2 separate regions of the Homo sapiens genome follow, and region 1 is linked to region 2. A link is an interaction called in ENCODE POLR2A ChIA-PET data of the cell type or tissue named here. Cell type or tissue: Panc1. All regions are shown on one strand. Links, peaks and the distances in the headings refer to the core of each region. The heading gives the core; the rest is flanking DNA. Region 1 overlaps PER3 (period circadian regulator 3). Region 2 has its middle 40 kb from the start of UTS2.

Evidence for each region. ChIA-PET counts read pairs that join two places held together with the same protein. Peaks named below come from ENCODE experiments on the same cell type or tissue, not always from the same donor. Only the 100,000 strongest peaks of a DNase experiment are listed, where the experiment ranks them.
Region 1: POLR2A ChIA-PET joins it to region 2 with 10 read pairs; 5 of 35 experiments call an interaction of 5 or more read pairs at or near these places.

Annotation. Positions count from the first base shown.
Region 1 is chr1:7,827,786-7,830,704 of GRCh38, reverse strand. It overlaps PER3 (period circadian regulator 3), which reads right to left. Exons shown (of 22, transcript NM_001377275.1): 18 at 2,890-2,919; 19 at 544-871. Among named protein-coding and RNA genes, the nearest start is that of UTS2, 24 kb to the left of the region's middle. In Panc1, for the core only: no CTCF peak of the experiment used is centred there; no DNase peak of the experiment used is centred there.
Region 2 is chr1:7,891,544-7,894,462 of GRCh38, reverse strand. It overlaps a transcript of UTS2 not described here. Among named protein-coding and RNA genes, the nearest start is that of UTS2, 40 kb to the right of the region's middle. In Panc1, for the core only: no CTCF peak of the experiment used is centred there; no DNase peak of the experiment used is centred there.

The DNA.
Region 1 (2,919 bases), core at 210-2,709, 64 kb after region 2:
AGTTAGATATCCCAATGTAAAGAAAGTATATTGACCCTTCCTCATACCATACACAAAACTCAAAATGGATCACAGATCTAAGCTATAAATGCTATTGAGCGTGCATCTCAACAGCATCATGCTAACTGAAAGAATCCGAATACGAAAGACAGCATACTGTCTGATTCTATACATAAATCATAGGAAAAGCAAAACTAAAGTGACAGAAAGCAAACCAGTGGCTGCCAGGAGACCAAGGGTCAGGGCAGAGATGGACTGGTGAGGGTCACAGAACTGTTTGGGGTGACAGAAATGTTCTATATGGTGATTGTGGTAGCGCTTACACTAAGGTACACATCTGTCAGAATTCTTGTTTGTACCCCTCAAACTGGTGAATTTTATTGTGTATAAATATACCCCAATATACCTGACAAAAAGGAAAAAGGGAAAAAGAAAAAAAAACCTTGTACTTCCACATCAGTGCCTGGGGCACACAGTGAGAGCTCAGCACATAGTGAATGTCTGGCATTGGAGTTTGAAACATTAGTTGTCCTGATCCACTACCTGATGCTGCTGAACCAGTTCTGGATGGGGATTCGCTGGGAGGTGACCCCGTGGACAGAACAGTGGCAGTAGGATGGGATGGAGTCCTGCTGGGAGGCAATCCCATGGACAGTGTGCTGGCAGTAGGATGGGATGGATTCTTCATGGGAGGCGATCCTGTGGACAGAGCGCTGGCAGTAGGATGGGATGGATTCTTCATGGGAGGCGATCCTGTGGACAGAGCGCTGGCAGTAGGATGGGATGGATTCTCCCTGGGAGGTGACCCCGTGGACAGTGCACCGGTAGTAGCAGGACTGCTCTCACTGCCATTGTTGCCTGTAACACACTGCTAGAAAGTAAGGGCACATGAAAAGACACTTTAATCTTCTTATCACAAAATACAGTAGTCCTCCTTTATTCATGGTTTTGCTTTCTGTAGTTTCAGTTACCTGTGGTCAACCAAGGTCCAAAAATAGTAAATGGAAAATTCCAGAAATAAACAGTTCATAAGTTTAAAATTGTCAGCCATTCTGGTAGTGTCATAAAATTTTGAGCTGTCTTATTGCTTCCAGCCTGTGATAGGAATCATCCCTTTATTTCACACCTCCACACTCAGTAGCCGTCTTGGTTATCAGATCTACTGTGGTATCATAGTGCTTGTGTTCAAGTAACATTTATTTTACTTAATAATGGCCCCAAAGTGCAAGAGGAGTGATGCCAGCAATTGGGATATGCCAAAGAGAAGTCATAAAGTGCTGCATTTAAGTGAAAAGGTGGAAGTTCTCAAGAAGGAAAGGAAAAACCCATATGCTGAGAGTGCTACAATTTTAGGCAAAAACGAATCTTCTATCCATGAAATTGTGATGAGTATATTGTTATCATTGTTCTATGTTATTAGTTACTGCTGTTAATCTCTTACTGTTCTTAATTTATCAATTAAACTTTACCATAGATATGTATAGTATGTTTAGGAAAAAACATACTGTATATACGGTTCAGAACTACCCACGGTTTCCGGCATCCACCATGGGTTTGAAACATATCCCCTGGGTAAGGGAGACTACTGTAACTGGCAGATCTTCAACTTCGTGTGTTAAACAGAATAAAATTTACATATATAACTAAGAAGTAAAAACGTTCCAGCCTATCTCTAAGAAATAAGTTCCTTTGTAAGTAATATTAAGGCACTACTACTTTCTCAGTACCTGCTACATGCCAGGCACCCCACAAGTAGTTTTTTTTTGTCACTCAGCAAACACATATCGAACATTTATATGTTCTAGGCACTGTGTCAAACACTAGGAATATAATAATGAACAAAACAAAGTTCCAGCTCTCCAGGAGCACCTACTGCATAGGGAGAAGTACTATATAAATACATCATTTAGCCCTCAGAGTAAGCTATGAGGGATTCATCTTTCCATTTTCCTAATAAGGAAACACAGGCAAAGAAAGGTTAAATAACTTGTCTAAGTGAATCTTCCTAACTAGTGACCGAGCTGGGATTTGAATCCGTGTCTTAATCCATAGCCCAGGCTTTACTCACTGTAATATACTGCCTTCCCTTAGATTTTCAGCAAGCACACCAGGCTTTCAAAAGTGAGCATATTTTCTTGATTTGTATCACTAGATTTTGAATATCTGTTAAAGAAGGGTATTGTACCTTAAAGAGAAGGTCAAAGAAAAATCTGTGTAAATATTCACACTTGCCTTGGATTCTATACCTAAATATAGGAACGTCAGATTCCAAAGTTTAACCTGCTAAATAAACCTGAGAATGGCTTTTTAGGTAAAGGGATGAAAAGTTAAAGGAAGCAGACCAAAAAAGCTTTTGGTTTTGAAAAAAATGACATGTTTAAGTGTGAAACTATAAACTGCCTACTCTACTGATAACAAATAAAATAGCTCCTACCTCTTCATACACACCTGTTGTCCTGTGACTGTGCATGAAGAAGTACAATCGTTAAATTGTCAATATGGCTTATTCCTATCTCACCTGACCATAACCCCGGTTGTAAGTAAACAAATACGTGTTATAGGCAATGAACACTTAAGCGTAATACCTGTAACGAATTTTAAAGAGTAGAGGGAATCCAGTTCACATGAAAACTTAAAAGATAGCACTTTGGAAAAAACCTCACAAAGTATATAAGAAACTAGAACATAGATGATTCTTTCATGTCTACTTTCCAAACAGAGCCAGGCAGATGTGTTTCATGTTTACACAGAATTAGGCTAACAGGCTCACTCACAGTAGCCACGCGGATTACCTACTGAGAATGTCAGCACTGAGTCCCAACGCAACCACCTTAACTTTAGTAAGATATTCACTTTCTCACTTGAGTGTTGAAAATGAGCATCACTTACATACTCAGTTTGTGGGCACGTGTTCCTTCT
Region 2 (2,919 bases), core at 212-2,711:
GTGGTTCATGCTTGTAATTCCAGCACTTTGGGAGGCCGAGGAGGGTGGATCACTTGAGATCAGGAGTCTGAGACGAGCCTGGGCAACATGATGCGACCCCGTCTCTACAAAAAATACAAAAACTAGCTGGATGTAGTGGTGGGGGCCTGCTACTTGGGAGGATGAGGTAGGAGCATCACTTGAGCCTGGGAGGTTGAGGCTGCAGTGAGCTATGATCGTGCCACTGCACTCCCGCCTGGGAGACAGAGCAAGAGCCCATCTTAAAAAAAAGAAAAAAGAAATAAAAAAAGAGAGAGATAAAGAAAGAAAAAGAAGAAGAAAAAAAAAAAAGAAATCAGAGAAGTGGTGCAAACCCAGAGAGAACAGTGGATGGGGTAGAGTTCAAACATCTCCATTTACTTTGGCAAGACGCAGAGTGACTAAGCAACAGTTAAGGGGGCCAAGCACCCCCACCACTGGGCAGAGAGAGCTTGGCACGGCAGCCAGACCCGAATTCTCTCTCTAGCTATGCCTCTGACTCACTCTACGGTTTTTAGACAAAGAAGAATCTATCATTTCCCAATTGTGGCATTAAAGTGAATGATGGTGTGGGTTTTTTCCTTCTGTTCAAGGTGAGGGAGAGAAGGACGGTCATATTTTAGTGGGTTGTAAGTGAATATTAAAAAGTGCGACGAAATATATGGGTGAGTGTATGGAGACAGTCTTGAGGGCAATACCGTGTTAGGTGCACCCACTTCCAGCCCTGCGACTGTGCCCTCCAGGAGCAGCGTAAAACCAGGCACAGAGGTGACCAGGCCAGTCAATATTCAGCTCATGGTCTTAGAGTCCTCACAAGATGTTTGTCGTCCACATGGCAACGCTGTTGGGGGTCTGTGACGTGTCATCACCTATTTTTGCAAAATTGGTATTTCTGGAAGCATTTAAATCCCCAGGTTTGGTTTGTTTTATTTATTTATTTATTTATTTATTTAGAGACAGGGTCTGGCTCTGTCGTCCAGGCTGGAGTGCAGTGGCACAACCTCAGTTCACTGCAACGTGGGATCAAGTCATCCTCCCACCTCAGCCTCCCGAGCAGCCGGGGCTCCAAGCAGGTGCCACCGCACTGGCTAATTTTTGCATTTTTAGTAGAGATGGGGTTTCACCACATTGTCCAGGCTGACCTCAAACTCCTGGCTCAAGTGATCTACCTCTCAAAGTGCTGGTATTACAGGCGTGAGCCACTGCGCCCGGCCTAAATCCCCTTAATATTTTGTTCCTACTATGAGCCAGTCTCTGTGTTCAAGGATTGCAAAATCTTGACAAACTGTCCAAAAGAGAGAAAAAGTAAATAAGCATAGTATAGACATTTAATAACATTCATTATCACTTTATTCAGCCCACAAAAACTTACTAAGCTCCTTGTGCTACGAGCTAGGAGCATGAAGATAAAGAAAGCATAGCCTCTTCTCTGAGATTTCACAAGTATTAATACTAAACCAAACAACGCAGGCAGAATAACAACCTCTAAAGATGTCCGTGTCCTATGCCCCAAAAACTGTGAATATTTTACCTTTCATGGCAAAAAGGACTTTTCAGATGTGATTAAGTTAAGGACGTTGAGATGGGAGAGTTCCCTGGATTATCTGGGTGGGCCTGGTGTAATCACAAGGGTCCCTTTAAGTGAAAGACAAAGGTGGGGCCGGGCGAGGTGGCTCACAGCTGTAATCCCAGCACTTTGGGAGACCGAGGCCGCTGAATTGCTTGAGTTCAGGAGTTTGAGACCGGTCTGGGCAACATGGCAATATCCCGCCTCCCCGCCTCTACTAAAAATACAAAACTTAGCCAGGCGTGGTGGCAGGGTGCCCGTAATCCCAGCTACTCAGGAGGCTGAGGCAGGAGAATCACCTGAACCTTGGAGGTGGAGGTTCCAGTGAGCTGAGATTGCGCCACTGCACTCTCCAGCCTGGATGACAGAGTGACACTCCGTCTCAAAAAAAAAAAAAAAAAAAAAAAACATGCATGAGGAAGAACAAGTGTCAGAGTCAGAGAGAGACTTGAAGATGCTGTATCGCAAGCTTTGCAGATGGAGGCAGGGCCAAGAGCCCACGAATGCAGGCGGCCCCTAGAAACTGGAAAAGGCAAGAACACTGATGCTCCCCTGGAGCCTCCAAAGGGAAGGAAGCCCAGGTGACCGCTCGATCTTAGCTCAGTGAGGCCCATTTCAGACTCCTGACCTCCAGGATGGTAAGAGAATAAGATCGTGTTGTTTGAAGCCACCAGGTCTGTAGTATAGTAACTTACTACAGCAGCAACAGGAAATTCATGCACCGACCCTGACCATGCAGTGACAAGCGTTCTGCAGCGCTGCTGTCAGGCACAACGGAGCTACAGCTACTGCAGGGCAAGGTAGGGGTCCAGGGAGGCCGCTGGCCGGTCCTCCCAGCCCTGAATCTTGAGGGATGGGTGGAACTTCACCAGGCAGAGGGCTGGCACGTGTGTATACACGTGTGAAACTGTCGCCACCATCAAGACCACAGGCAGAGCCATCCCCCAGGACCTCATGCCCTTTTACCTCCTTGAATCCCCCATCTCCAAACAACCACTCACCTGTCTGCTGTCACTATAGATGAGCTTGAATGTTCTAGAGTTTACATAAATGAAACAATAGAGTATGTGCTCCTTTTTTGATCTGGTTTCTTTCTTTATAACATTTATAATAATTATTTTTAATTGACAAAAATTGTACATGTTTATGGTACACAGCATGATGTGTTAGAATATCTATACATTGTGGAATGGCTGAAGCAAACTAATGAACATACTCATTGCCTCATATACTTACCAATTTTTGTGATGAGAATACTCAAAATCTACTCTTGGCAATTTTCTTTCTTTCTTTCTTTCTTTCTTTCTTTCTTTCTTTCTTTCTTTCTTTCTTTC